Linked DNA regions of Mus musculus: region 1 is linked to region 2. A link is a loop called in an ENCODE intact Hi-C map of the cell type or tissue named here. Cell type or tissue: left cerebral cortex. All regions are shown on one strand. Links, peaks and the distances in the headings refer to the core of each region. The heading gives the core; the rest is flanking DNA. Region 1 holds the start of Gm25634 (a small nuclear RNA gene). Region 2 overlaps 1110002O04Rik (a long non-coding RNA gene).

Region 1 (15,794 bases), core at 4,050-12,049, 120 kb before region 2:
CATATGAGTCTGTGTGGTCATTCTCATTCAAACCATCACAGTGTGTAAAAAAAACAACTAAAGAAACAAAATGACCATACATTTTAGAAAGAGCAAAGGAGGAAATGATTTGAAGGAGGAATAAAATGAGGGAAATGATGTAATTATATTAATTTCAATAAATAATATATGTAATATATTATATATAAAATATGCATTACATATTATATATGATGTATAATATGCAGAATTATATATATACATATATATATATATATATATATATATATATATATATATATATAAAACAAAAGAGAAAAGAAAGAGAGAAAAAAAACTTTGCAGCAACCCTTTGTGAAGAGACTTGAGAGCCACCACAGGTCTATATGACGAATACTAAGACACTCACCTCTGACTCTGCTTTACGCAGCTCACGCACATGATTAGGTAAAGCCCACTCTTTCCCTAAGTGTTACTCTTTCTCTTAATACCCATGCTTAAAATCTAGATTTAAAAATAATTTTAATAAGACCCAACTCCTCTTCATACTTGCTCACTCTAAAATTCTGTACCAAAGTGAAGAGTGCAGTTCATCCCGAGTAGGGAGTCAGGAAGCACACAGGGAACCCTCCCTAGGCTGCTGCAGGCAGGAGCCACAGCAGGTCACAGGGTGAGAGAAGCTCAGATGAGAATCCCAGCTCTCAGTTCAAAGACAGTAAAGTAATTTATTCTTCCACCACACGGGAGTGACGGTGTCCCAGAAATACAGAGGCAGGATACTAAAGTCCCAGATTCCAACACGGTGATGGTTTCATGAAGTTTTGGTCATATCAGAAGAAATGAAGTCATAAGTTAGGTTTAAAAAAAAAAAACCATTGAGGTAATATCAGGTAGGCAGGCGGCTTACAGGAAAGCAGAGAAATCTCTGCCATGAACCTCAGGTGCTATTTGATGATGCTCCCAGCCTTTGGGTTGGTGGGAACTAGGGGGTAAGCTTTAAAAAGGATTTTACTTGATAGCCACAAGATATTAGATCAGAGCGGGCGCCAAATAACTACCTGGGGGACAAAACCAGCCTAAGATAATCTCCTGCGGACTTGCAGCATTCCAACTCTCTCCAGTCTGAGAGATCCTAATCACCTGGTACGTGATATAGACATTTACCAAACACGTAGCTTTTCGGAGTCTGGGGAGTGGCAGTGACAGATGGTTATTGTACATCTAATCTGGAAAAGCCTTACGCAATGGAGGCCCGACCATGGTGCTCGACACAGTACACATGGCCAGAGAGAGCAATTATGGAGGAAGACACTCTCATGGAATAAGAGTGGATGATGGCTTAGAATACTCTGCACCAGCCTACAGGCTTATGCAGGCTTTCATTACTACATATGTGTAGTACATGATTACCTCAGGGGAGTTTCCTTGCCCGGGTGATTGACAGGCCACTTAAATTGACTCACAGAAGGAGACATTGGCACATCTTTGTTCTTAAGAGAAAGCCTTGATTTGATAGCTCCTGGTAGTTCAGGAGCTTGTGTTCCTACCCAGGACCACAGAGAAAACTCAAATTCCCTTATTTTCACCAAGGGTCACTAGTAGGGCAGATTAGAAAATAATTAAATAAAGAAAGAATAAAAATAAGCCTATATGGCAAAACACATGAAACTCAAGAAGAATGAAGACCAAAGTGAGGACACTTTGCCCCTTCTTAGAATTGGGAACAAAACACCCATGGAAGGAGTTACAGAGACAAAGTTTGAAGCTGAGACAAAAGGACGGACCATCTAGAGACTGCCATATCCAGGGATCCATCCCATAATCAGCCTCCAAACGCTGACACCAGTGCATACACTAGCAAGATTTTGCTGATAGGACCCTGATATAGCTGTCCCTAGTGAGACTACGCCAGGGCCTAGGAAACACATAAGTGGATGCTCACAGTCAGCTATTGGATGGATCACAGGGCCCCAATGGAGGAGCTAGAGAAAGTACCCAAGGAGCTAAAGGGATCTGCAACCCTATAGGTGGAACAACATTATGAACTAACCATATGTATCAAAAGATGGCCTAGTCGGCCATCACTGGAAAGAGAGGCCCATTGGACTTGCAAACTTTATATGCCCCAGTACAGGGGAACGCCAGGACCAAAAGGTGGGAGTGGGTGGGTAGGGGAGTGGGGGGGGGAGGGTATGGGGGACTTTTGGGATAGCATTTGAAATGTAAATGAGGAAAATACCTAATTAAAAAAAATAAGCCTTTAATTGCAGTACTCAGGAGGCTAAGACAGGTAAATGTCTATGAAGCCACCCTGATTTACACGGCTGGTTCCAAGCCAGTAAGGGACACATAATGAGACTCTGTCTCAGATAAATAAATAAATAGCCATGTTTTGCTAGTTGGAAATTGTGGGGTAGTAGGCGTGCGGGGGGGGGGGGCTGGATAAAGGGGAGTGGGAGAAGACCTATCCCGCCAGAGTTCTGGTGCTCTGGGCGGGCAGACTTGGAAGGGCTGCCACATGTTTCCCACTCGGCCCCGGGTCGGTATTTGGCTGTATAAAGCCACGGAATCCCAGCTTCGGGGGGGGGGGGGGGGTGGACACGGGACACGACGCAACAAGGGGCAGTCCTTGGTACCAGGTTCTCAGTCTCTGGCATCCCACACTGGATACCGTGGAGCAGCTGAGAACAAATGGGAGTCCCCGGAGGCTCAGCCACCAAGGCCAAAGGGAGGAAAGGGCAGAGGGAGAGGCGGGCGCTGGGTGGTTCCCACATGGGCAATAGTCCTTGGTCTATCTGTGATCTGTGATCTGTGATCTGTGGCTGGAGCACAGGAAGGCCTTCTGGCAGGAGATTAGACACAGCTCCTTAGGGGAAAGCCGATCCCATCGTTCAAGCACAGTGGGCCTTGATCAGCAGAGACAGTCTATGGTTTTAGAGCTTTATTGTAGAAAAGCAGGGAGAAAGAGAGAAGGTAGAAAGAGAGAGAAACTGGCCATGGCCACGTGGAGAGAGTGGGGAAGGGGGAAAGAGAGAGCTAGAAGGAGGGCTAGACATCTCTAAGATGTAAGTAGTAAGAAAGGTGAGAGCTAAAGAGAGCACACGAGGAAGGCACCTGACTCTGGGAACATGGCTTGCTTTTTCGTCCCTTGTAGAATTTTCTACTGGGTCGCTGGAGCAAGCCTCATTCAACCAAAATAGGCTGCCTATCACAGTCCCCCAGGAAATAGCCTTCCTATTATGAACCTCAGCAAAGCCGAATCACCTTCTCTACTTTCCCCGTGGCAGAAGGCCACCCATGATATCTTACCTCTTTTTAAAGGTATTTCAAAGTTCACGAGGCAACCATGGCATGGTCGGGGCCTGGAAGCTAAGTGTGGAGGAGCTGTACTCAGGGATCTTCAAGTCTGATGAATTTTAACTAACAGGAGGCTGGCCCAGCGAGCTCTCTTTCCCAGCCCCTTGCTCACCCCAGTTTCTTATACACTTTGCTAATACCAGGCCTTGGCCTACAAAGTTCCAGTCTCCAGGACCTAACTCACATCCCTCCAGCATAGCCTGGACAATAACTCCCCGAGGACAAGATGCAATGGGATACACCAGGGCACACACCATAGACATCCCCAGGGATATGGAAAGATAACTAGAAGCTGAAATGCTGATTCCTAATACAACCAACATTCCAAATGGCTTTTTTATGTTTTATTTCCATTTTTATAAAACCTTGAAGGCTTTTGATATTCCTATTTAAATAAGAAAGCATATAATTATTATGGGTCTAATATGGAAAAGTCTTAGGCAACAGGGACCCTTCCATGGCTTTCTACACAGCAGCAGATGATCTGCCCTTCTGTACATTTTTTGATTGGCAGGGACTCCACACCTACTGCAGTTCATTGACTTGTGGTGAGTTTTATAATGTACATACATGGTGACTTTGTTGCAGGACAATGTGTAAGGAATACAGGTTGTTGTTGGTTCTGAATGCAAGCTCCTAAGTGGGGGATATTCTAGACCAGGAACACTCTCGTGAGTAGTGTTAATTGGTAACCCAACTTTAAGTGTTAAAGTCACTTACGAGACAAGCTTGCAAGGCATGCCAGGGATGGTTGTTTAGCCTATGTTGATAAGGTAGACACTTGGACTGACAATGGAGGACACAACCTGAGGGCAGTGGCATTGATTGCTCTGTGTAGAGAGAATCTCTTGTACACAAGATTAGAAGCTGGGACATTGGACTTCTGGGATTGAGTCAGGCACAGGAAAGATTCACACTGAACTCTGAGGAAGACTTTCAAACCAAAGAGAGGTAATTAGCCACATGGCCTGTCTTAGACTAGTTTAAATGAATTCATTGAGTTATGTGCTTGCAAAAATGAGCCGAAGCTATTGGCCTAAGCATTTATTCATACATAGGAAGTCTCAGAGTCATTATTTCAGGGAACTTCGGCACATGTGGAAAAGCCCACCCACAGTCACAGCTCTGTTTTCTGATTGTAGCCAGCTGCTTCAAACTACTGCTGGAAAACTTGCCCACCATCAAAAATTCAGGTGACAGCAGATGCTGGCGAGGATGTGGAGAAGGAGGAACACTCCTCCATTGTTGGTGGGATTGCAAGTTTGTACAACCACTCTGGAAATCAGTCTGGCAGTTCCTCAGCAAATTGGACATAGTACTACTGGAGGATCCTGCAATACCTCTCCTGGGCATATATCCAGAAGATGTTCCAACTGGTAATAAGGACACATGCTCCACTATGTTCATAGCAGCCTTATTTATAATAACCAGAGCTGGAAAGAACCCAGATGCCCCTCAACAGAGGAATGGATACAGAAAATGTGGTACATTTACACAATGGAGTACTATTCAGCTGTTAAAAACAATGAATTTATGAAATTTCTAGACAAATGGATGGATCTGGAGGATATCATCCTGAGTGAGGTAACCCAATCACAAAAGACGTCACTAGATATGCACTCACTGATAAGTGGATATTAGCCCAGAAACTTAGAATACCCAAGATACAATTTGCAAGACACATGAAACTCAAGAAGAACAAAGACCAAAGTGAGGACACTTTGCCCCTTCTTAGAATTGGGAACAAAACACCCATGGAAGGAGTTACAGAGACAAAGTTTGGAGCTGAAATGAAAGGATGGACCATCCAGAGACAGTCTGACCTGGGTGTCCATCCCATAATCAGCACCCAAACTCAGACACTATTGCATATGCCAGCAAGATTTTGCTGAAAGGACCCTGATATAGCTGTCTCTTGTGAGGCTATGCCGGTGCCTGGCAAACACAGAAGTGGATGCTCACAGTCAGCTATTGGATGGAACACAGCATCCCCAATGGAGGAGCTAGAGAAAGTACCCAAGGAGCTAAAGGGGTCTGCAACCCTATATGTGGAACAACAATATGAACTAACCAGTACCCACAGAGTTTGTGTCTCTAGCTGCATATGTAGCAGAAGATGGCCTAGTCGGCCATCATTGGGAAGAGAGGCCCCTTGGTCTTGCAAACTTTATATGCCCCAGTACAAGGGAACACCAGGGCCAAAAAATGGGAGTGGGTGGGTAGGGGGAACGGGGGGGGGGGTATGGGGGACTTTCGGGATAACATTTGAAATGTAAATGAAGAAAATACCTAATAAAAAATTGGAAAAAAAAAACTCGCTCACCATGACACCTTTGAACTGTGAGCTAAAATAGTTTTTCTTCTCCCTCCAGTGGCTTTTGACAGTGTACTTTGTCATAGCAACAGGAAAAGAAACAGACATAAATACATTTCCTAGAGATCTTGGTAGCCCAAGGGAGGTGTGCAGAGCAGACTCCAGGCTTGGGCTTGGTCAGCTCTGACCCACACAAGCAAGCAAGGTAAAGGTCACGCTAGGCGAGAATAAGCAAGACAGGTTAGGACCCCCTAGAACCCCCACATTTGGTCTGGCATTATGCACACACACACCCAATTCTTGTAATAACTATACACTTGGTACCCAGTTCCTTCATCAACACATAATATATATTATAACCCCTCTCTAGATAATGCACTAGAAACTCAGAACTTACCCCACCCATCCCCACCCATCCCCACCTCTCCCCACCCACCCTGCCTTACTGTTCCTGCAATGGACTTCACATACTTCTATTTTTGAACAAAGGTATAAGCTTCCCTGTCCCTGGTAACAACCAAATTCAGACAGCTTCTACTCCTGTATTCTCAGTGTATCATGTTATGAAGAAGAGAGACACCAGTCCTGCCTGAACTGGTGTTGGGTGCGTGTATAATAGGATAAGTCCTCTCATTATCTTGTAGGGAGAACCCCCCATTGACCAGCTTTACAAGTAGGCATCCGTATGATTAAAATCAGATGCGGTAGGGCAACTGTTCTCAACCTGTGGATGCAACTTCTTCTTTTTTTTATTAGGTATTTTCTTCATTTACATTTCAAATGCTATCCCAAAAGTCCTCCAGACCCTCCCACCCCACTCCCCTACCCACCCACTCCCACTTCTTTCAAGAAGAATGAAGACCAAAGTGTGGACACTTTACCCCTTCTTAGAATTGGGAACAAAACACCCATGGAAAGAGTTACAGAGACAAAGTTTGGAGCTGAAAAGAAAGCATGGACCATCTAGAGACTGCCATACCCGGGGATCCATCCCATAATCAGCCTCCAAACGCTGACACCTTTGGATGCAACTTCTTTGGGGGTCGAATGATCCTTTCACAGGGGTCACCCAAAACCACTGGAAATGTCACATAACAATCCACAACAGTAGCACAATTAGTTAGGAAGCAGCAAATAATAACAATAATAATAATTTTATGGCTGGGGGTCTCCACAACCTGAGGAACCACATTAAAGGGCCACAGCATTAGGAAGGTTGAGAACCACTGTGCTATGGGAAGGGGCCATGCTTGGTAGGAAAAGTGAGCGTATGATCTAATCTATCAATCAAAGTAGAGAAGCATTCAAACAAATTTCCATAGTAACCAGCTCTTCCTTCCCATGAACTCCATAAAAAGAGACCCCAGGCTGCAGCCCGGGACCCTTACATAGCCTCACGAACATGACCCACTATCGATCTGGGCAGTGTCTTCCTCTACAATCCGCACTATTGATTTGCTCCCATAAAGCATTCTTGCTTCATTTGCAAACCTGTATGAGTGGTGATTTTCAATTCATTGGATAAGAGGCCAAGAACCTGAAAACACACAGCCAGATCCTGACCACAAGGGACGCTACTCCAAATGGTGCTTAAGTCTGGCCTCGAAGTTGCCAGCCACATGCAATCATTTTCATATGTCAAGAAGGAACAAGAAAAGGTAAAAAATCCAGCCACATTTTCCCTGCAGAACACTCCTTGATGGGCCCTGCTAATGTTAACCTTGAGAGACAGGGTAATGTTAACCAAAAGGAACCAGCCTTTTACCTGAAGAGACACTTGTTCACCTTGTTCCTGCGAACGGGAGGGGTCCCACCCCCACAAATGTTCTGAAGAGTGTTCGGAGGAAAGAGCAACGCAGCTGTGGGCGGCAGTGCGGCTGTGGGCGGCAGCTGGATTGAATGTGTTCCTGGAAGAGCGCACCATATGTTTTACATTTCGCATCCAATCTATAAATGTCCCAATAACTGGAGTCCATAAATACTGTGTTCAGAACGCTTCGTGAAAACATCTCCTTGCTCACTGTCATCTGCTCTCGGGAGGACAGCTCCTTATTATTAATAATCCCCATAGCTGGGTCATATCAGGAAACTGGGGGGACCCAGGGAATCAGAATGACCTGCTAACCTGGTCCACCCCCACCTGACTCCCGGACATTCACAAGGAAGAAGCCTACAGACTGTATCTCACTAACAAAGGCTTGGATCAGAAGCCAGAGGCTCTTTCTACACTACAGAGCTCTCCCTGCACACTGTGGGGTCCTACTTGAATGCCAGAAAAGAAGGAGGGTCATGGAAAGCTGGGAGGTTGAAGAGACAGTGTGTTCAACTCCAAGCAGATAAGACACATTTTGTGCACCACTACACAAGCAGGCACTGTCAGGAACCCAGGCACACACAGGCTGCCTACAACCATGCACAGGCACACACTCAGACTGGCACACACACACACACCCACAAACACATGGGCAGGCCGATAAAGGCAAAGACTCGAGCCGCCAACCTCAAGACCATATTGTATAGACTCCCACAAAAGTGATACTATGCCAAAAATAGTTACACAACAGATTACATCACTGTTCACTTTGGGAGTCCTTGAACATCCTGTGTCAGCCGTTTGGGGCTGACTCATAGTCCCCTGGATGTCCAGTGTCTGTCATTTATAAATGACTCAGACTGGATATCCATGTCAGTACTTTGATATCTAAATATAAATGAGTCCTCACTGCCTTCTATTCTCAAGTACAATGTACTCAGGCATGGAGCCTCATATGCCTGTGTCTGTCCATCAATAGGCTTGTGTGTCTACCTCTGTGTTTAGGTCTAGTTGTGTGTTTGTCTGCATGTATGAAGTTCATGTATACAGCCGTGTGACTAGTTGCCGGTCAGTTTCTTCCTGCATAGGTGTAGTGATAAAAGTATATCCTCTCTGAGCTAGAGAGATGGCTTGGCGGTTAAGAGCACTGACTGCTTTTCCAGAGGTCCTGAGTTCAACTCCCAGCAAGCACAGGGTGGCTCCCAACCATCTGTAATGGGATCTGCTTCTGTTGGGGAACGCCCTCTTCTGGTGTGTCTGAAGAGATCTGTAGTGTAAATAAATACATAAATCTTTTTTTAAAAAAAGAATTAGTATATCTACTCTGTCTGAGGCCCTCAAATTCTCTTCAACCTGCCAGCTTCCCACAGTCCTCCTCCTTCCCTGGCATTGGAGCATGGGTCTCACACCGGCTGATGTTTTGTGTATGTGTGTGCTTGTGTGGTGAATGAATCATGTGTGCACATGCATGTACAGACCTGATGCCAGCATCCTTCATCTTTCCCCCCTTTTCTATACTCTACCTTTATACTTGAGACATGCTCTCTTGCTGAACTGAAGTTCATCAATTGAGCTAGGTTGGCTGGCAAATGAGCTTCAGGGATATACCAGTCTCTATCCAAAGCTAGAGGTATGGACACAGGCTGCCATGCCAGCAGCCATATTGCTTTCCCAGTCATGTGACATTCTGTTGACTACCTGAGGCTTGGGGGGCTGTCCCCTCCCTTGGGGGGAAAACGTGTTTCGATTCAGAGGCAAATGCTCTGTAACAGTACAGAGGCTGCCACTGTCTCCATCTTCTGACAAGGGTAAGCAGTTTCTTCAAAGTCCCTCAGTTAATAGAGAGTAGACTTGGGAGTAGAACTCAACTTTACAATTTCTAACTTTTTGTTGTGGCACTGAGAATTGAACCTAAAGCCTCAGGCATGCTGGCAAACACTCCACCATTGAGTTCTTAGCCAATCCCGGCTTTCTAACTTCTGCATCCTTCTTCATGCTTAGTTCACTGAGGTGGTTTAGGAGGCCAATCGATTGAACTGTGATCAGCAGGCAACAGCTGGGAATGTATCTAGAAGTTAGGCCATCTCTTGGGTCCTCTATGTCAGATCCCAAAGAAACCTGGGACAAATGTCTAACTGAGCTGCCTAAGAGCATCCCAGAGCATACACAGGCCACCAGGATCACTTGGTACCTAGACCTCCTCTCCGCTCTTCTCACTCTGTTATTCCCTACCCTAAACCTCTCCTAACCCAGGGGCTCAGCTTCCATTCCCCCAGCTTCTGATTCCTATAAAAACCTGCCATTACAGCCATGTGCTTTTTTTGTTTCTTCTCCCTCTATTGTCCCCTCTCTTTTCTCTCCTTCTATCGTTTCCCCCTCCCTCCTTTCCTGACCTAGCTCAGTCTGCTGGCCATGGTCAGTCTGGACTCTTCCAGATGCCTCGGGCTGAACTCTCCCTCATATGTACAATAAAAACCTCCTCAGCTGTACTTAAGAGTGGCCATGTGCTTGCTTCAGCAGCACATACACTAAAACTGGAACTACACAGAGGTTAGTATGGCCCCTGCCCAAGGATGCCATTGCAAATTCCTGAAGCATTCCATATTTTGGGGCAGTGAGTGAGATGTAAAGTGAAGAAGTAAAAAACAAACAAACAAACAAACAAACAAACTGCAGAATAAATGTGAGCATGTTCATATATGCAGTTTTATGTTTATCTCTATATTCATTTATTTAGAATCCATATATATTGAGATAAAAAACAACCACAAAAAAATAATAACTGTGGTCATGTCCCCATTTCATTCATGTGATGTTGAAGCCCAGGAGAGGCATACACGAGCTCCCTGGCAAAGGACTTTGCCTCTCCGAATCAAGCTGCTGGCTTGGCTCTCGCACGGTGTGTATGGACCGTTTGTTTCTGCTGGCCTCCGCCATCCACTACATTTGTCTCCAAATTCTAGAGTCTGTCTCTTCAGCCACTTTTTCCCTCTACCAACTCCAGCCATTCATCTCTGCTTGCCAACTCAGTCAGTGTCCTCATTTTCATTCACTCTATTCTCTGGGCAGGGCACCCAGACCTAGGCTACCTTGCTGGTGGCCGTGGAATAAAGCTAGAGCATTGCATTCCATTAGGAGAAGGCAGGCCTGCGAGGGGCCCCACAGAGGGAATGTCCAGGTGGCTAGGAAGGGATTCACGTGGAGGGATAAAAGGAGATTCAAAATAATTACTTGTCTGCATAGCCTTTTAGCAGTCTCTTCTTTCCTCTGTTTGCTCCAAAGGGACTGGGTCTCCTTCACTCCATCCCCAGCACCCACCTGGCTGCCTAGCAGAGTCTCTACTCCATATGTGAATGAGGCATCCACCGTGCACACATTCCAGCACTATGGTGTCAGGCTGAGGCACTAGTCATGGCTGCAGGGCCAGAGCAAGAAAGGTGGGGTTGTGAGAAGGGACAGAGCCCCAGGCTGGAACTAAGACGGAGACCCACAGGATCAGGAGAAGGTTGCTTTTGTAAATGCAAGAAGCAAGACAGTCAGACTGTGGTCACTCAGAGGCCTGCTTGCCACCATAACACTTGGCATAGACAGAGGAGGTCACCAGAGGTCCACCAGCCTGGTGGCCCACCTGCAGCAGAAGCCATCACAACGTGCAAGTATGTGGTGGACTGATGGGAGACAAAGAGATGAGGAAAGCAAGAACAGTTTGAGCATTTTGAAGAGATGTGGAACTGGACATGTAAGGGTAGAGAGGAATAGCCTCTTGTGAGTGGCCAGCCCTGCCACCCGAAGTCATGGTGAAGTCCCAGCCCATGCTGCCACTGAGGACCATGTCTGGGTCTATGACCGTGCAGGGGCAGGGGTCAGTGTCCATGTCCATGGTTCATATTACCACTAAAGACCACTGTGATGTCCCAGGTCTTGGCAGCTACCAGGGACCTTGTAGATGTCTAAGGGCTATGCAGAACTGGCCCCACCCCTCAGTGGCTGCGAAACTCTGAAGGGCTGGCCCCGCCTCTCATTGGTGGCAACACATGGGAGAGAGGCCCTGCACCTCGCCCAGCACAGTGGCGCTGACCCTCGTGGCAGGGATATGGATGAGCCGCCCAAGGGTGTGAGCATGGAAGAACTGACCCTGCCACTCATCTGCCACAAGGTAGCATAGGTGCAGAGGTGATGCCCTGCGCACCCGTACCTCTCACCACCTACAGCATCAGGAGACCCGAAGCTGGGGTCATGAGAATGGATGAGCTGGCCCTGACTCTCCCTAGCTACAGCACTCAGGATTGTAGGCCTTGTACCTCACCTGAGCAGCACAGCAGAGCTGGCTCTGGTGGAGTGGGCATGGGTGAGCCACCACTGAAGGTGTGAGAGCAGCATCACCGGCCCCGCCCCTTTCTGGCCCACTCCCTCACTGGCCCCGCCCCTCACTGGCTACAGCACCTGAGAGAGTGGGCTCTGTGCCTCAACTGGGAAGCACAATAGAGCCGGCTCTGGAGGCATGGGAGTGAGTGAGCCAGCCTCAAGGGCATGAGAGCGAGAAAGATGACCTTGCCTACTGCCAGTGGCAGCATTGGGTCGGTTAACCAGAGCAGAGCTGGAGCGTTCACCCTGGTGGTGCGGATGTGGGACAGCCAGCAGACTGATCAGCTCAGCTACCACCCAAGCCCAGATCCAGGGCTATGAGATCCATCCCAAAATCTGCATCATCTGTGAACTGTTAGAATGCACGAAAGGGCGGGTCCTGCTAGTCAAAGCAGCAGGATCTCCATGACACAGGGCAACAACAGGATAACTGGGAAGAGTCCCAGTGAGGATCCAATATTGATGGTGTCACAGAAGCCAGAGACCTCGAACCAGGGCTTGAAAACAGAACTCATTGCAAAGAACACTTGCAAGTAAAGATGTGTGGACAGAGGGACATAGACATACTATAGGGTACACTGTAACATAGTATAGCTTCCATGCTGAGATGTTTTCTAGCTTGTCTGTTTATTTATTTTATATTTTCTTTTATGGGGGAGGTTGCAAGGGCAGAGGGCAGGTACAATGGGGCAGGAGATGAGTGGAAGGCATGATGTGAAATTCACAACGAATCAATAAAAAGTTAAAAGAAAAAAAATAGCAAGTAGCATGGCCTGTAAACTCTACCAGTTCACAGGCAAAGGCCAGCTTTATTCACCAATCAATAAGGGGCCTTGGCCTCTAGTCACATGGCTAACTGTGATGAGTAACCATGGCTGTCAACTTGATTAGATCAGGAACCAACTGAGAGCCATGTCTCTGGACAAGTCTCTGGGGGTATCACTTGGAAGGATTAACAGAATGGAAAAGACCTTACCCTTGGCTGCCCAAACATACAATGGTACCAAGAAAAGCTGTTTTATTGTATCTATCTGCTCTACCCTTTTCTGGCAAGCCTGTCTGTCCTGTTGCTGGCTTTCTACTGACATTAGAACCCATATATTTCAGCCTTCTGAGATGGATCGAAAACCAGCGGCTGTCCAGCAACATTCAGGCCGTTAGGATTAGGGTTGCTGAGCTATCCAGCTTCATGGACAGAGCAGCAACAGTGTCTCTGATTCTCCAACATGCTGATAGCCATTGCTGGACTACCCAGTGTGTGCTGAACAGATCCTGTAAGGTAATCAAGCACAGCTTTTTTCTATATCTATTTATTCTACTGGTACTGTCCCTCTTGAAGTAATACACTAACAAGAAACAGGAGACCAGAAAAACCTATTTTCCATGGACCTACTGCATGAAGTAAAACAGAGCAGGCATTGGAAAGCGATACATGCTTCCTTTCAGAAATGGACACACGTAGATACAAAGTTACTTGGGCTAGAAGCACAAGAAAATTCAACATGGCGAGAGTAGAAGAGGTAAGGGGCTAAGAGGGCAGGACTGGGTTAGCTGCTCCAGACTGGAAGCAGAACTGGAATTTTACTCTGTGTTAGGTGGAATACATGGGAGGAAGGGACACTTCTCTTGGATTCTGCTGTCCTGAGATTGCCTTGGACTTTGTTGAGAAATGGATTCATTGAGCCCAGTGTGGACTGAGAAACCTTCAGCTTCCCTCACCTAGTAGAAGTTTTAGGACAGGATTCCTGTACCCTACTGCTACTCTCAAGTGTTATTTTTTAAATGATTTATTTTTTATTTGATGTGCATATGTGTATGTCTCTGCGTGTGCATGCATGACCATGTGCCCGTGGAGGGCATGGAAGACTCTGAGACTGTACTTAGAAGCAGTGATGAGCATCTTGTCACAGCGCTGCAGACTTTCTGGCCAGAGATATAGAACACTTCTCAGTCTCTGGGACTGTTTTTCCTTATGGCAGAGGGACAAATATAATACAGCAGTCTTTTACATATTTCTGGTCTTTGTATACTTACAGGGTAACTTACATCCTGATGGGTATTTAAACTACTAGGCAGTGAAGCTTAAATGGAAATAGGAAATGAAGAGAAAGAAAAGGAGATCCAGGAAAGATATAGTGAAGTTGCACACATAGTCAAGGACACTGACCAGCCTGTGTGGCTGTCCCATGTCTTGCTTCTCTTTAGCTCGCAGGGATCCCTAACCTGCAGGTGATGGAAACCAACTTTCAGTCTCCTGAAGGCAGCATGTTATTTTGAATAAGAAATGCTGCCTAGAGGCTCTTCCACTTGCTCCCCAGCTGGTGGCACTGTTTTGGGGGAGGTTATACAACCTTAGGAACACTGGAGGAAGTACATCACTAGAGGCGGGCTTTGAGAGTCTATAACCTTGCATCATTTCCAGTTGGCCCTCTCTGGTTTCTGAGCGTGCCCAGTCGAGTGGTGAGCCCAAGGCTTCCTGTTCCTACCCCAGTCATCTGCTTGCTGCTAGGCCTTGCCACTATAACGGACTCTCAGTTCTCCAAAACCATCAACCCAAATGATTGCCTTCATTCATATGTTGCATTTTGACTATGGTATTTTATCACAGAAACAGAAAAGTGATAAGTGCTCTTCTCTCAAATCCCTCAACTCTTCTTCAAGAATATCACTAGAGAGTCATTCTGATCAAGAAAGCCCAATTCTTGTCGTAACCCAATTCAAGTACTTCTGAGATGTGGCTGAGGAGCCAGGAGTACCCTGAGGCAACAACAACACTTAGAAGTGTTGATGTAGACTTGTGAAATGACCCTGGTGGAAATGACAGTCTGCCACAGGCCTGGTGTGTTCCTTCATGGGCTTCTTGGGTGTGGCAGACTGCATGATGAACTAGTTTCCAGAATCTCAGCAAGATGAAGCACCTACAGAGGTCACAGGAGCACAATGTGACCGCCAGTGACTGCATACCTGCTGCCTGCCTGGTGCATTTGCAGTTCTTGTGTAAGAGGTCTTGACCTTGGCCTTGGATACTCTGACACATCTAGCCTGGTTCAAGGGATGGATTCAACTGGAACAGTGAGGAAATCTCTCTCTCTCTCTCTCTCTCACACACACACACACACACAGAGAGAGAGAGAGAGAGAGAGAGAGAGAGAGAGAGAGAGAGAGAGAGACGGAGACGGGAGACGGGAGGAGATGGGAGGAGACGGGAGGAGACGGGAGGAGACGGGAGACAGAGACGGAGACAGAGAGTCAGAGAAGCAGGGCATGAGGGCTGGGATTGGACAGACTAGGCTTTCTGAAGTAGAAATTGCAGCTCCCAAAAGCTCAGTATACTTTTTTAAATCAAGAGTTGAACAGGGAAGCAGGGTTATTGCATAAAACTGAGCAAGAAGATGGAGTTTATGGCATACAACTGCATCCAGGAGGCAGGCTTAGCTACTCTCTGTAGGTAAGTGAGCGCCTTCAGGCAGTAAACATCCCAGAAGAGAAAGCTACACTAGATATTTTTTACACATACTGTCTACATTCAGACTCAAACCCCAAAAGAAGATGCTGTCATCCCCCTGAGACTCCCTTGGGGAAGTCATTGCCATTGCCATGGGGCTGAGGCATTGGGGTCCTTGACATAACTGTGCCTGTGTCAAAGACATTCACTCACCTATGACTTTACTCACTTGGAGAGTTCTCTGCTCCCCATAATACCCCAGCAGCACAAACCCTTTGCATGCATAGCCTGTATCTCAACCCACTACATCACCATGGTAGCCCTTGGAGAGAAAAAAATCAATGCAATTAGGCAAGTGTTCTGGATACCACTTTCATTGTAAAAAACATAATCTTTCATCTGTTTATTTCTGTCAACATCCATCAAATTGACTTCTTAGCGTCTAACTAGGACAGAATTTCAGGCCTTGCTGGTCTTGACAATGATCTCTCAGTTGTATTCTAATTATATCTTTTTTGAAT
Region 2 (15,794 bases), core at 3,120-11,119:
GGCCCAGGAAGAAGTTAAACTTGCTGGTACTGCAGTCTCAGACCCTCATCACCCACAGATAGGAGAAAATGCTTTGTTTGCTTGAAACTTCTTGGGCTCTGGCAGCTGAGCGAATCCACAGAGTGCAGTGTGGCCCAAATTAACACGATTTCCCTTCAGAATTTTAAGATATTGCTGCTTCCTTCCAGCCTTTAGAATTACAAGAACCTTCCACAAGTTGATTCTTGGGCCATTGTATCTGACCCCATTACCTTATCAGAATGTCCCTCTGAGAGCCGATGGCCTCCTGGGCTTGCTTGCCCTTGGTGCTCTGAAATCTGAACCCCAATCAATTGTATGCCCCAGCCTGAGTGGTTTCCCATTAAGTCCAGTCCCTTCCCCAGCATACTTCCTGCTCTGGGAAGCCAAGGCTCTGGGAAACTGAGGCTGACTTTGAAGGAAGAACTAAAGGGGCCCGATTTTGCAAAGTATGTCTCGCTCAGGCAGTGCTGGTAGCTGCCTTCTCTCTTCACTGGCATCTTATGGGACATGTTGGCCCTGCCATCATGCTGTGATCACCTGGCACCTGACACATACTCATGAGCCAAATTCTGCAGCCAGCACTGGGGTGCCACCAAGGTGACATGGCCTGCACCTGGTAGCTTGTAGGTAGGAACTCAGAAGCCAATATCCAGGCTTTCTGAGGCAGAAGCCCCTTAAAGAGATTCCTAGTATCTCTTCAACTTGGTTTTTTGGTTATAGAGATGTTCTTCCACAGAAAAGCACACAGAGCATTTAAACAAGTCCACATCATGGGGTCATCCTTCTGGGTGCCCTAAAGTAAACTTGTTCACTATAATGTTTATATTCTCTCACCCACCATCTGTGAACACAGAGTGTGTAAGACAGTGTAGTCACCAATTGAACATGTTTAGGAAGAGGCCTGCCTCTACTTGTAATCCTCGGTCTTTACAACCTGACTGTCCATGAGGTTCCTCAATAACGTCACCTTGTGTCCACGTTTGGTGATACCATGCCTCCAAATTAGCCCTATGCTGTCCTCACAATGGAAGAACTCTCTCTCCTACTATTATCTCCCCAAGATGCTTAGGGTTTTGAAGCTAGCAAGGGTGAACCCATTGTGAAGCATCCCCTGCAGGTCCACGCTGCCCTGGGTCTCTCTGGACTTAGCGAAAGGCTTAGTATGCCCTCAGTCCTGACCTGTTATAATACTTGGTAGTGATACTCAGTCTAGCACATGGGAGGCAGGATCCACCTGTGAAGGATTGTCTAGATCAATGTTAGGCTCTGAGAATGCTTCTGAGGGCTTGTCTTGATTATGTAAATAGATTCGGGAAGACTCATCTTAATTATGGGTGGCACCATTCCCTTTGCAGGGGATCCTAAGCTGTGTGAGTGGAAACATTGGTCTGAGCACTAGCATGCATTATTTATTGCTCTCTGCGCTGGATGTAATATGGCCAGGTCTCTCAAGTTCCTGACACTGTGACTTCCCTGGAACTGTAAGATAAATAAAACTGTGAAGTAACTTGCTTTTTTCTGAGTGTTTTAACACAGCCACAGGTAAAGAAACTAAAGTCAGCATCCAACCCTACAGCCTTCTTGGGAGAAGGTCCGGTTACACAAATAGGGGCACGTAAAATAAAGGATCAGGTTGGGTTTTTGTCATGCATGTATGTGTATGTGTTTGTGATATATATATGATGTGTGCATATATGATGTATATGTATTAGAATTAATTAATCCCCGCTGTCCCTCTGTTCTATTTTCTACTGAACTAAATTGGGCAGTAATTGCTTAATTTGGTCTTTTAAATTTTTAACAAGGATGGTTATCAAGTGTTTGCTGTTGTAATTAGTAAGAATGTCTTTAAAACCTAAAGGAAATCTCAATAGTTTGAGACCACACGCTGTTGACAATCCCTATCTCTTTCTCTCTCTGTCTCTCTCTCTGTGTCTCTGTATGTGTGTGTGTGTTTCTGTCTCACTCCCTCTCTCTCCCCCCTCTCCCCCTCCCTATCTCCCTCCCTTCTCTCTTTCCCCCTCCCTCTCTCTGTCTCTGTGTGTCTTTCTCTCTGTGTTTCTGTCTCCCTCCCTCTCTCCCCCTCTCCCTCTCTCTCCCCCTCCCTCCCTCTCTCTCCCCCTTCCTCCACATGGAAGGGTACGTTTGTACACCCATGTGATCAGGTATGAAATGCACGTGTTTAGTGTGAATTTGGAGGCCAAAGGTCAGCCTTGAAATCACTCCTCAGACATCAACCACCTTGTCATTTGACTGTATGTGGCTAGTGGTGCCAAATGGTCGTAGTCACTAGTTTGGCCTTGATCATGCGGCCACTATGGCCTTCCATGCACACCTACCTCCCTCCAGTCCAGGGTCTCAAAGATCCTGTGGTCACTCCCTTTGTACTTTAGTGGGGGATCAGTAACTAGTGAAATCAGCATAAAACATCCAGTCATCGGGAGCCCTCCCTGAGTCCTTGGCCTCACCTCTAGGATATACTCAGCCATGGAAGGAACCCCCTTCAGAGACTTAGTGTGCTTGTTTACATTTAGAGAGATTTTAGTAAAGGCACACCAGCCTTAGCGTGGTGGGTGGAGGGCGCTCAGGAGCTCTGCCCACTCGGGCTCACTGTGTCTACACAGACAGCCTTACCGTCTCAAGAGCGTGTCCTCCAAGAACTGTTTCGTTTGGTGAGCCTGGCAATTTTTTTTTCTTCTTTTTTTTTTCTGTCAGACTATCAGTATTAAGTGCGAGTAGGTGGTTTATTTACTCATAGTCTCTGGCAATTTGCCAGCATTGGTCCATACCAGACATGCTCTGGCTATTAGCCAGCTCGTTAGCAACTGCTCTCCCCAGTTTTGTGGCCTTGGGACCTGTAGGCACTTCCTTAAAGAGAGATGGGTGGTGAGAGAGGTCAATTTCTCCATCTGTGCCACAGTTAATGAGACATTCCTCCCCCTCATCCCAGAGGTTCAGCAACCTGGCAGGGACTGGCTCCCCAGGGCTCGGTCTACATTCCCTTCCATTTGATAAAAAGGACTTAATGCTCTAAATCACATACTGAGGTTTTATCTTGGCTCCCAGCTCTCGTTCTTTGGCTTCTCCCTGCATAGTGTCTTCGAGGCCAGCTTTTAGCACAGTAAAAACATTCCTTCTGCTCTGTTCCCTGCCATTCGAGGCTCCAGTTCACTTGTTCAGGAGCCTTCTGACTCTTCCAGATGGAAGGTCCAGGGTTTGATGCTGGAAAGGAAAGGGGGGACTGTAGGCCAAGAGCATGAAGTGCTTGTGAGGATGTGCAGGTAGATGAACAAACCTTGGTCACTCTAGGCAAAGGCCCTAGGCAGGCAAACATCATCTGGTACCAAGGTACACACCAGCACACTCACGCTGCACACAGGCAGCCACAGGCACGTGCACACACACACACACAAGCACAGGCACGCACACGTGCGCCCGCAGCAGGGAGAAGAAATCAGCAGGCTTCATAGATGTCTATAGGGCGACAGACAGACACAGGCAGACTGGCAAAGGCTCAAATACAAGCTAAGGCCTCTGAGCCTCAAGGCCATGTTTATACAAAAGTCATACAAATGTGACATCTACAAGTTAGAGTCGTTTATAGCTTACAGAACTATTTCCTTTTGAGTTCCCCAGAATATGGTAACAACGTGTGTGTGAGTGTGTGTGTGTGTCTCATAGCCCCCTGGGTATCTGGTGTTATCCATCTTGGTCCATTCTGGTTATCCATAAACTGGCCCATATGGCTCTCTGTTCCCAATACAGAATCTTCCACTGCCCTACAACTCACTAAATGGAGAAGGGTGACTGACCACTGAGTCCCAGGGATCTGCCTGTCTTTGTCTCTCCAGTACTAGGATTGCAAATGTGCACCCCAGCTCTGTTTTTCTTGTTACTTATGATGAAAAGCTCTGATATATTAGATAGATAGGTACATAGATAAGTAGATAGAACATATATATATATATATGTATATATACACATGTGTGTATATATACATATATATATATGTATATACATATGTGCATATATATATTTTTTTTCTATTCTAGGGATTGGACCTGGGTCCTGAACATAATGGGAAAGTAATCTGTTGCTGATCTACACATTCCACCCCAGTGTTTGGTTTTGTTTGTTTGTTTGTTTTTGATACAGGAAGATCTCTAATAGGGTAGCCTGGGCTAGTTAGAACTTACTATCAGTTTCAATCTCTTGAGTTCTGGGATTGCACAAGTGTACCAACATGCCTAGATACACTGATAATTTTTTCATGTTATCTTCACAATGCGTATGCTTATGCACGTGTGTGCCCTGTGGTATAACCCCACTGGCATAAGGTGGCACAAGCATAGTAGTTAGAAGAAGAAAATCTTATAAATTGTATAAACTTTTGGTGAGTTGGGAATCTAACTCTTGGCTTCATGCATGCTAGACAAACATTGTAGTAACCGAGCTGTATTCCCAGCCCCTCTTTGGTTTTTATATAAGAACTTGACAAAGTGAACTGTCTTAGCCTTAGAGGGGAAAAAACTGTAGAATATAAACATCTGTAACCAAGTAAAAACTATTCCATTCAATGTTCAGTCTGTCCTCTCCTCAAGAATGGTGAAGCATGTTTGCTTGCCTCTTTCCCAATACACATGCACACACACACACACACACACACACACACCACACAACCCACTGCATTGTCAACAGCCCTGTCCAGCTAAGACATCAGACAGACATCTGTCCAGCTTAGAGCACCACACCTACCTCCCTCTTAGGCTCTACCCACATCCTTTTTGTCTCCTTCCCTGATCAAAATATGGCCCCTCGGGATAGTGAAAGCTGTTGTCTTATCCCTACAAGAGTGTTTCTATATTCCATAGTGTGCCAAGCCCTCTTTCAAGACCCAGTTCAGGAATGGTAGAATGGCTCATCTGATGGCTAGTTTTATGTCAGCTTGGCACACGCTGGAGTCATCTGAGAAAAAAAGAATCTCAACTGAGAAAATGACTCCCTAAGATCTGGCTGTAGGCAAACCTGTAGCTCAATTTTTAAATTATGGGTCCAGTCTACTGTGGGTGGGGTCATCTCTCCAATGATGGTTCTGGGTTCTATAAGAAAACAGGCTGAGTGAGTTATGGGGAACAAGCCAGTAAGTAGCACCTCTCCACGACCTCTGCATCAGCTCCTGCCTCCAGATTCTTGTTCTGAGTTCCTGCCTTGGCTTCCCTCAATGGACTGTGACTCATGATCTTTAAGCCAAATAAATCCTTCCCTCCCCCAAGCCACTTTTGGTCATGGATGAATCTTCTTCTTCTTCTTCTTCTTCTTCTTCTTCTTCTTCTTCTTCTTCTTCTTCTTCTTCTTCTTCTTCTTCTTCTTCGTCTTCTTCTCCTTCTTCTTTCTTCTTCTTCCCCCTCCTCCTCTGCATCCTCTCTCCCTCTTCCATTTTCTCCTTCTTTCTCCCCTTCTGCTCCACCTTCTCTTTTATCTGCCCAATCATCAGCTTTCCTTTATTTTACAAATTAAGGTGGGAAGCAGGTTTACAGGAAATCACCTGAGTGCTGACTCATTCCTTGTTCGAAACCCCTCACAGGAGAACAGATTTAACATCAAATATAATTAGCCCCAGGGCTATCCACAACAACTGGCAAGCTGGAGAACCAGGACAGCAGCTGGTGTGAATTCTATCCTTGTCTAAATGTATAAGAACAGAGAGAGACAACACTGTCTCTCCAGCACAAAGGCAGTGGGCTCAAGACCCAGGAAAACTAGCATCTGAGTCCAGTCAAGAAGACCAGTGTTGGGCCAAGGCAGTCAGGCCATGTCCCATTGTTCAGACTCCATTCTCTTGAGACCTTTGGCTGATTGGATGAGGTCCACCCACACTGAGAACTCAGTTGCTCTGTCCAACTCCCTGGTTCAAAGGCGGGTCACCCACTCAGACACGCCTAATGTGTGCAGGCACTCTGTGACCCAGTCAGTCTCGTCACACTCGATCCTAAGCCATCTCTGTCTGGAGAGCTGCCACACTTGGCAGAATGGCACACAGCTTGAGTGACAGCCATGTATTCCCACTTTTCTCCATGTACTTATCCTTGATCACAAGGCCCAGTACACAGCTACCCTTCTGTTTGTTCCCTTTCCAAAACAGGTGGCCCACAAATACACAAGTCTCTGGATAAGCAGGGGCCCAGCAGCCTTTCCCCAAACAGATCCTGATGGCAAAAGATATAATGGAGTGACAAGCATGCATGAAAAGCCTGTCACCAAGCTAGGGACAGGAGAGTAGAGAAGAGACCTTAGAGAGCTCAGATACCCACCAGGCCTTCCTCCTCCATAGACATCCCTGCCTCTGCCTTAGTTTCAAAGGGTAAAAAATAACCCAATCAATCAAGTCCACCACAGTTGAGAATTCAAGGTGGGAGGAACTTGAATCTACTGGTCAAGTCACCCCCACAGTCAAGAACTGAGAGCAACAAGTGAGTGAGTGAGTGAATGAATGAATGAATGAATGCTACAGCTCAGCTCATAATCTCCATTTTTATATAGTTCTTTATACCCAACCCAGAGAGATGGTTCCACTCTCAGTGAGGGGGTCTTCTCTCAGCAATGAGTATAAGATACTCCTTCATAGTTGTTCTCAGAGGCCCATCTCCCAGGTGATTGTAGACTATGTCAGGCTGACAGCTAACACAAACCATCATAGCCTCCTTCCCCAACTGGACAGTGCCTGTGGCACATGAGCAGGGATGCCGTTGCTCAGATCCATCAGCAGGTGGCCTAAATCTGGACCCCCACCAGCACCATCCACAAAGACAAGATATGCCATTTATAGGACCAGGACAATGATCGCCCTCATTTCAGCCTGATGATGGCCCCTCTCCACACAGCACACTTAATGCAGCATTAGCACTGTTCAGAGGCAGATAAAAATAGTGTTGGATCAAAGAGGTAGTTTCCTCATTCTGTCTCTGAAGACAGATCAGTGGGCCGGGTGCATGTGGGCAAATCCAATTTTTCCCCCTTCTTGGCAGGAGCCTCTACATATTCTCTCCATGAGTACAGAGAAGCCTGCCAATGTTGACATCCGAGGCTGAGATCATAGGCTCCACTTTAGCTGCGAGTCAACCCACTCCCAGCCTGCTAGGTCTGTGCTCGCGTTTTACAGACAGGGAAGCTAAGCTCAGACAGCAGCAGCTGCTGCGGAATAGTTCACCGGCTGCAGATTGATACCGATGACAATTGACTATCAGCCCTGTGACCTGCAACTCTGCAGATTGTGACACCATCTCCATTCTGTAAGTGGGGAAAACCATGGCTGGGAGGGGCCTTTCCATTCCAGCAGGGATCCGTGACAGCTGTGAGTCCAGCCACCCTGTCTTAGTCAGTGTTCTATTGCTGTGAAGAGACACCATGATCATGGCAACTCTCACTGAGGGAAGCATTTCATTGGGACTAGATTACAGTTTCAGAGGTTTGGTCCATCATCAGCCTGGTGGCAAGCAAACAGACATGATGTGAGAGAGGGAGCTGAGAGTTCTACATCCAGATCTGCAAGAAGAGAGACTCTGGGACTGGTGTAGGCTTTTGAAACCCCATAACCCGCCCTACAGTGACATGATTCCTCCAATAAGGCCAAGGCTTCTAATCTCATTAGCACCATTTCCTAATGACCAAACATTCAAATAAATTAACCTATGGGGGCCATTCCTATTAAAACTACCACCACCTCTCTCTCTCTCTCTCTCTCTCTCTCTCTCTCTCTCTCTCTCTCTCTCTCACACACACACACACACACACACACACACACACATACACACACACACACCACCAGAAACTTGAAGTCTTTCTCCAGAAGCCTGATGTCTTCTAGGACTGCAAATCTCATATCAGATAGCTTGTAAATGATGGAGATGTATATAGGAGCTGTATCACAGGAGATGGTGATATCCTGTCTCCATCATTTACAAGGTTTTATGTGGATTGTCCTTTACTTTCTACCCACAGGCATGGGTGTGAGTGGAGCCTGGGACTGCAGGCCACGCCTCCAGAGAGTAGACTGCCCACCTGGGTGCACCAGAAGTGCTGAGCACTGGACCCTGAAGGCTTCCTCTGTAAGCTGGCACTGATACCCACCTCCCAGGGGCTGTGAAGGTTAGCTGAACTGTTCCCAGCATTGCTTCCAACGAGTAGATCCAGAATTCTGGAGCTCATGTTGCTTGCACCACAAAGGCAAATGATTAGAGACAATCATGAGGCTTTCCATTAGGCTTTGTTCAGAGAGCTGGCCATCAGAGAAGGCAGAACATGATGGAAAATGCTTCACATCTCACTTCCAGCCAGAAGATTGTATGGAGTCACAGGGACAGAGACAGCCATTCCAAAGTTCAGGATTGCCCCACTCTGGTCAGGTGACGTGATTCTTAAAATAAACTTTTCCTCCCCTAAACATCCTTTGTCAGCATATCTTATCACAGCAACAAGAAAAGACACTAAAGGCCAGGCAGTGGTGGCACACGCCTGTAATCCCAGCACTTGGGACGCAGAGGCAGGTGGATTTCTGAGTTCGAGGCCAGCCTGGTCTACAGAGTGAGTTCCAGGACAGCCAGGGCTACACAGAGAAATCCTGTCTCCAAAAACCAGAAAAAAAAAAAAAAAAGAAAGAAAAGAAAAGACACTAAGGCAGGGGGTCAACCGCCTGAGACTGGTGTCTCACTCACTACCATCCAGTCTTAGAGTGTTACTGCTGTGAGCAGACACCATGACCGAGGCAAGTCTTATAAAGGACACCATTTAATTAGGGCTGGCTTAAAGGTTCAGAGGTTCAGTCCAGTATCATCAAGGTGGGAGCAGGGTAGCATCTAGGCAGGCACGGTGCAGGAGGAGCTGAGAGTTCTGCATCTTCATCTGAAGACTGCTAGCAGAATAGTAACTTCCAGGCACAAGGATGAGGATCTTAAAGCCCACCCCCACAGTGACACACCCACTCCAACAAGGCCACACCCACTCCAAGGCCACACCTCCGAATAGTGCCACTCCCTGGGCCAAGCATATTCAAACCAGGACACATCCCTTGCACCTCTCCCTCATTCTCTGAATGTCTGGACTCAGTCGATTCTTGAGACACTGAGTCTAGCTAGTGTCAGTCTTACATTCCTGCAGGGCATCTATGCTCCCAGGGATTGGCTTTTTAAAACATGGATCCTGAGAACAAAACTCTCGTCTGAATGCTTGTGCCATCTCCTCAGAGCAAAGTTAGCGTTTCTAGTTTGCACACATCTGAGTCACAGGGCTTCAGGGACCTGCTTTGACACTTGTCTTCCTCTATCCAGAAGCACTCATTTTCTGAGGACAATCCATGCTAGGTCCCTGCCAGGTCACATAGCATGACAGAGACTGAAGAAGGTCACCCTGGTGGAGAAGCCCCCAGCTGCTTGCAGAGGAGGCATCAGGCTCCTTCCAGTTTCAGCAGCTCAACACATTGAAGACTGTTTGCTCCCAGGGGAAGAAAGAGACGCTGTGCTTTCAGCCTTGACATGGGTTTAGCATCAAGATGCCTTCACTTACTAAAGCAACTAACACTTCCAAACCCCTAGACAAAACCAGTGCTCATTTTAGCCTGCAAATGATTCACAGTTGCTCTGTGTGGGTTAATTCTGCATTGTTTGAATGAGCCACTGCCTTTGAAAGCCATAGCACCAGGGAGGAGGGTAGCTAGCTAGCAAGAAGGAGGTATAGCAAGGAAGAGCAAAGTTTAAAGAGATCTCTAGGACCAGGCTGAAGGCAATCACCATTAGATTAAGGAATTACCCATGGCAGTTAAAAAACAAATTAGATCAAGGAGAATATTTTCCCTGAATATCACTAGAGAATGAAAAGGAGTTGATCTGTCTGCACTGCATGCAGAGGTATTGGACAGCTCTTCAGAGTACCCAAAGTAACAGAGGTGTGCCTGCTGCAGCAATATGTCTCAGGCCACCAACCCCCACCCCCACTCCAACCCCCCTCAATCTAGTCCAGTTCACCTATCAGCTTAGTTATGTTAGGAAAACATAGGCCCGTGCCAAGGAAATTAGCCAGAAGAAAAGTATCAGGGCACTGGGGAGAAGGCTTGGTTGACAAAGTATGTTCTGTGAGGACCCGAGCTCAGAACCCACATGGAAAAGCCAGGCATGGCAGTGCATGCTTCTGATTCTCCCACCAAGGAGGCTGAGACGGGAGAAGCCCTGGGGCTCACTGAGCGCCTAGCCAAATCAGTGAGCTCTGAGTTTGATGAGAGAGCCTGTCTTTAAGAATAAAGTTGAGGATCACCAGAATGATTGACTCAGAGGGTAAAAGATGCTGGCCACCAAGCCCGAGTTCCATCCCTGGCACCCACCTGATGGAGTCCTTCAAGCAATCCTCTGGCCTTCACATGTCTCTATGGTTGGAACACACAAGCCTCCCCCAAATGAATGATCAAGTAAAATAGCCAAAAACCAAATCCATAAGGCAGAGAGAGATAAAGAATGATAGCTGAGAAAGATAAAGATAATCCCCTCACACACGTGGTCCTACCTATACATACATGCACACACAACACACATATGCAACACACACATAACATATGCACAACTCATATACATACAACACACATACACAACACATACATACATCAATACACACATACACAACACACATATACAACACATACAAATACAACGTATGAACAACTCGTACCCACACAATACACACACATACACAATGCATATTCAACACACATATATAACACATACATAACTCATACACACACAATACACATACATAACACATACAACAAATGCACAACTCATACACATACAACACACACACAACATACATGTACACAACATATACACACATATACAGCACAAATACAACACGTATACAAACCAAGAAAAATAGTAAGAGGAAGTCTTCATAGATGGGAAGGCCAGGACAGGGCTACCAACCAAGAGACACCACTTGGCATGGTCTACCAAGGTCAGGATCATGCATGGGGAGGCCCCATGGAGACCTTAGACCACAAACTGCAGAAAAAAAAAACAAACCTGACAGGTGAGGCTGGGGCTACATCACCAAGGGGACAAAATAGCCCTTCTCAAGCTGCCTCCCTCACAGAGAAAGCGAAGCTATACCAGAGATTAGCTGCTGACTTCTCCCCAGCACCCTTAATGGATGCTCAGGGATTCTGGTCGACCAGAACAAGGAGGAAGACATACTAGCCACTGTCTGAGAAGCCCCTGTGACAAGGGCTTTGTAGACCCGTCACCTTGAATCCCGCAACCATCTCTGGAAGTCCAATTGGAACCAGCTGATGAAAAGCCTGAGTGTGGTAGGCTTTACAGGGCCCAGGATCAGACCCTGACGGTGCGGTGACGTGAGTGGCTTGTGGAGAAGGTGGAGCCGCTGCTGGCCTCTCTGGGTTCACAATGGTGGCTGTGGACCTTGTTACAGAGCAGAACCTTTGTCACGGGTCTGGGATGCCTCGCCTGCTGAATGTGCACGTGGGAGCTTCCTGGAAATGCAGCAGATGCCTAGCATGACAGAGTTAAGACCGTCTATGAAGGTATAGCTCGAAAGGGACTCTATGTACGCCCCTTGCATGCCTGAGACAAGGCTGAGTATGTAAATGAGTTCAGAGAGAGGACAAACAGGAAGGGGAGGTAGAGCGGGGACAGGTGGGAGGGAAAGAGGATGGGACAATGGCTGAGGGGATAAAGAGTTTGCCACCCAAGCATCAGGACCCAGGTTTCTACCCTCCAGAGCTGAGGTAGGCAGATGCAGGAACACACATCCATAAGCCCAGTGCTTCCACAGCAAGGTGAGAGGCAGGGACAGGGGAGTCCCTGGTAGAGTGCGAGGCAGCTAGCCTGGTGTGGGCAGCAGCAAACAACAAACATACCCTGACTCAAACAAGACAGAGGCTGAGGGCAACACCAGAAACTGTCGTCTGACTGCCACTGCCACACATGTGTGTCTGCACACACGCAACTTATATAAAGCAGGGTAAGGGGGGAACACAGAAGGAAGGGGGTGGGAGGAGGGGAATGGAGGGAGGCTGCCCGTGCAAGATCCCACACAAGTAACACCATCTACGATGAGTGGCTTCCTCTTATAAATACTTTTCTTAATGCATGTGTATGTGTTTGTGTGGGTGAGTATATGGGGAATCTATCTATCTGTCTGTCTGTCTGTCTACCTATCTAATCTATTTATATCTGTCTGCCTATCTATCTATCTATCTGTCTGTCTGTCTGTCTGTCTATCTACCTGTCTATGTATCTAATCTATCTATATATGTCTGTCTGTCTGCCTGCCTATCTATCATCTATCTATCTATCTATCTATCTATCTATCTATCTATATCTATCTATATCTATCTGTCTGCCTATCTGTCTGCCGGCCTATCTTTCTTTGTGTGTGTGTGTGTGGGGGGGGGTCTGTCTGTCTGTCTATCTATCTTACAAATGTTGAGGCACGGTTACTCTTGTTCCTGATGCTCCACATGTCCCAGAGCAGCGGACCTGTAAGCTTCCAATCGATTCTCCTGTCTCTGCCTCTCGTCTCACCACAGGCATGCAGAGACTAAGGATGTCTACCACAGCATGTGGCTGAGGGATTAACTCAAGTCATTAGGCTCTTGCACAGTAAGCGCTTTACCCTCTGAGCCATTTCCCAGATTCCCCACCTCATCTCAACAAACTGGGACACGGTTGCACATGGGGAAACTAAGTCACACAGAAGTTACGTAACTGACCCAAAGTCCCACAGCTTGTGAGAAATGAGTCTGTAATGTGTGATTACCCCCCCCCCCCAGACCTTACTCTTTTCACTGTTAATTTGTTTTAGGATACCTGCACCTTTCATAAAGAAACAAAGTTCACGTCTCTCAGGGGCCTGACAGACCTAAGTAAGAGCAAAGCTTGGCGTTACAAAATGAGATGTAGGGAGAATTACAAAGATCCAGGACTGGGAGGAGCAGATATGATTCAGCAGTGAGGGAGGGAAAGAGATGAGAGGGAACACTGAGGGCATCAGGAGCATGTTACACCTGAGAGTCTGAGGAGAAAAACCAGTTCCACGATTAGCCAATTAACAAGCTGTAGTTAGTGCTGGCCAGGAAAACTGACACTTGACTAGGTCCAGACTGGGAGGACATCAAGAGTCAGGTTTTGCAGAGGCTTTTAAAGGCAAACCCACAAGGATATGTATTTCTTACCCGGTCTAATCAGGAGCAAGCATGTATCCTGCTGTGAATCCTGCCTGCGCACCTCCCGCCTACGTGTGCTCAAGCACGCCTGGTGCTGTTGGGTCAAACAAACTTGTTAGGGGAGTGAGAGCACAAGGCTTATTATCACACAAGGACCACAGCCCCCAGCATTTCAGGAAGTTATCTGTCCCTGGGTAAATGGGGCTTACAGGTTAGCTTTAGTTCTTGCAGGTTCTTTTAGCAAATCAGACTACTTGCAAGAAACTCCCTAAGGTCTGGCTTCTTGGCTGGCTGCTGGTATCCCCCCTCATAGCAGGTCATTAGTTGCCTCCTCCTGCATCTCACAGTCATTTGTACATAATTCTGCCATCACTGTGTGTGTGTGACTCAGGAATTACTGGAGTGTATAGTATAGGAAAGGCTAACTGAAAGTGTATCTCCACCTCAGTGGCTATGGAGAAGCCATCATCCCTGCTGGGTGAGATTTTCCAGTATGGCCGCTTACTTCTCTAAGTAAGCTCACACCATGGTCTGTAAGAAAACACACTAAGGACAGATGTAGGCAACTGGCTTGTATCTTAGGTAAATGCCCCCTGAGAGACCTGATAGGGTAAGAGAGAACAGCTATCTAAGAAATCACCTTCTGGGCCATTCTGTAACTAAATCTCAGGCTCTGCTTCCCACAGTGCCAAGGGCTTTAAGACATTAGAGAAGACATGATGACCTAGAACTTCCCAAAGATTAAAGGTAAGAGTAGCAATGACAGCCATAGATAGATAGATAGATAGATAGATAGATAGATAATATAGATAGATAATAGGTAGGTAGGTAGATGATAGATAGATAGATAGATAGATAGATAGATAGATAGATAGATAATATAGATAGATAATAGGTAGGTAGGTAGATGATAGATAGATAGATAGATAGATAGATAGATAGATAGATAGATTAAAAAATAACCTACAGCCACAGTTTGCACTTGACACCAAGAATCAACTGTTACATTTCCAGGGACACTTAGAATTAGATGTTCAGTGTGGCCATGGTTAAGAATTAAATTACATTTGTGTAAATCATATCAAACCAAAGGCAGCTATTGTTTTACCATGTGTCCTAGTTTCACGTTTGAACTGTGAAAAAATATCCTGACAAAAAGCAATCTATGCAGAAGAGGTGTGTTTGGCTGTGGTTCCAGAGGGAGGCAGGCCAACAAGAGACCTGTCTTTAAAAAGAAAATAAGGAAGGAAGGAAGGAAGGAAGGAAGGAAGGAAGGAAGGAAGGAAGGAAAAAAGGAAAGGAAAGGTGGATGGTGGCTGAGGAACAACACCTAGGGTCACCCTTTGGCCTCCACACCTCCTTCCTCTCCGAGTGTCCCATAGCATCTCTGTGGGACGTTGTGGAGGGATCTGAAAATGTGCCATAAGCTGTGTATCGGGAGCTGGCACCCATCAGGTTCTAGGAGTTGAGTGGACAGCCGTTGGTGAGGTAGCAATGCCAGTGTTAGGCACCAGGGCAGACAGAGCGCTCATCGGGACCCCAGAGGGCAGAGGCACCTTGGAGAAAAGTCTGGAACCAGCATTTACCGGAAGCACTGCAGATCCTCTCTCCCGCAGTTCCCCAAGCTCGTTGGTGAGGACTCTGTCAGCTCCTGGATTGACAGTGCCCCAGGGTGCTGAGTCTAAGGAAGGTCTGAAGAGGACTCCGTCTCCATAGCGAGGGTAGAGGGGGTCATCACATACACAAGCAAGTCCAGAGCCCTGGAGGGAAACCACGGGTGGGATCATCTGGAAAGTTCTCTGTCTAGGTCCCAAGCATGCAAAGAGCATGTCCTTGTCCTTTTAAGGCACTCCCTAGACTCAGAATAAAACCTTTACTGCTGCTGATTCCACCTGTGACAGTTAATACGGTCAGCCTGACAGGGTCTAGAAGCAGGAAGGGGACAAACCTTTGAGCATGTCCAAGTGAGAGTTTATAGTTGGTTTAACTGGGGTGGGGAGACCCACCTGGTTGTACACGCTAGGGTCCTGACTGGAAAAGGTAAGCTGAATACCAGTGTTCATCTGCAACCTTAATTTTTTTTTCAAATTCTATGTGGGAAAGAAAGAATATGGGGGAAGTGGCCCTGTTTAGAAAGGTTCTTTGGAGTGACTTCCATTTGTGTTATCTGGAAATCAGCAGTTCAGTTCACAAGTTAGCAGCGGCAGCTCAATCCACTCGCAAACACTTCATGGGTACACCAGCAGTCCAGTCCAGTAGAGCTGGGATAGCAAACATGAATCAGCAGCAGTAGCATGACCTAGCAGAGACAGCCAGGCCTCAGCCTTGACACAAGTCAGCAGGAGGGATGCGGAAGGACACCAGGAGAAGTTCTCCACTGTGCCTCTCTCAGGGAAGCGAAGATCAGGGAAGCCATGAGACCCACAAGCATTGCACAGCTACCTGTACCAGCAAGCCAAGCTCTGCCTCTGTCACCATCTGCTGAGTCCTATTTATACCCTCCAAATATCCCATGTCCTCCGTGGGTCTTGCCTCAGCCCATGTGTCTGTC

What was found. Peaks named below come from ENCODE experiments on the same cell type or tissue, not always from the same donor. Only the 100,000 strongest peaks of a DNase experiment are listed, where the experiment ranks them.
Region 1: a loop joins it to region 2, with 9 times the contacts of the local background. A loop is called at or near these places in 2 of 42 quality-filtered maps.

What each region holds. Positions count from the first base shown.
Region 1 is chr1:35,751,635-35,767,428 of GRCm38, forward strand. Gm25634 (a small nuclear RNA gene) reads left to right here and starts at 9,968; the gene lies at 9,968-10,072. In left cerebral cortex, for the core only: a CTCF peak has its summit at 7,199; DNase peaks (open chromatin) are centred at 7,526, 8,147 and 8,623; H3K27ac peaks cover 1,360 bases.
Region 2 is chr1:35,872,663-35,888,456 of GRCm38, forward strand. It overlaps 1110002O04Rik (a long non-coding RNA gene), which reads left to right. Exons shown (of 4, transcript XR_373312.4): 2 at 7,047-7,310; 3 at 8,020-8,166; 4 at 8,282-8,503. Among named protein-coding and RNA genes, the nearest start is that of 1110002O04Rik, 11 kb to the left of the region's middle. In left cerebral cortex, for the core only: a CTCF peak has its summit at 6,776; DNase peaks (open chromatin) are centred at 5,871, 7,093, 9,301 and 9,634; H3K27ac peaks cover 920 bases.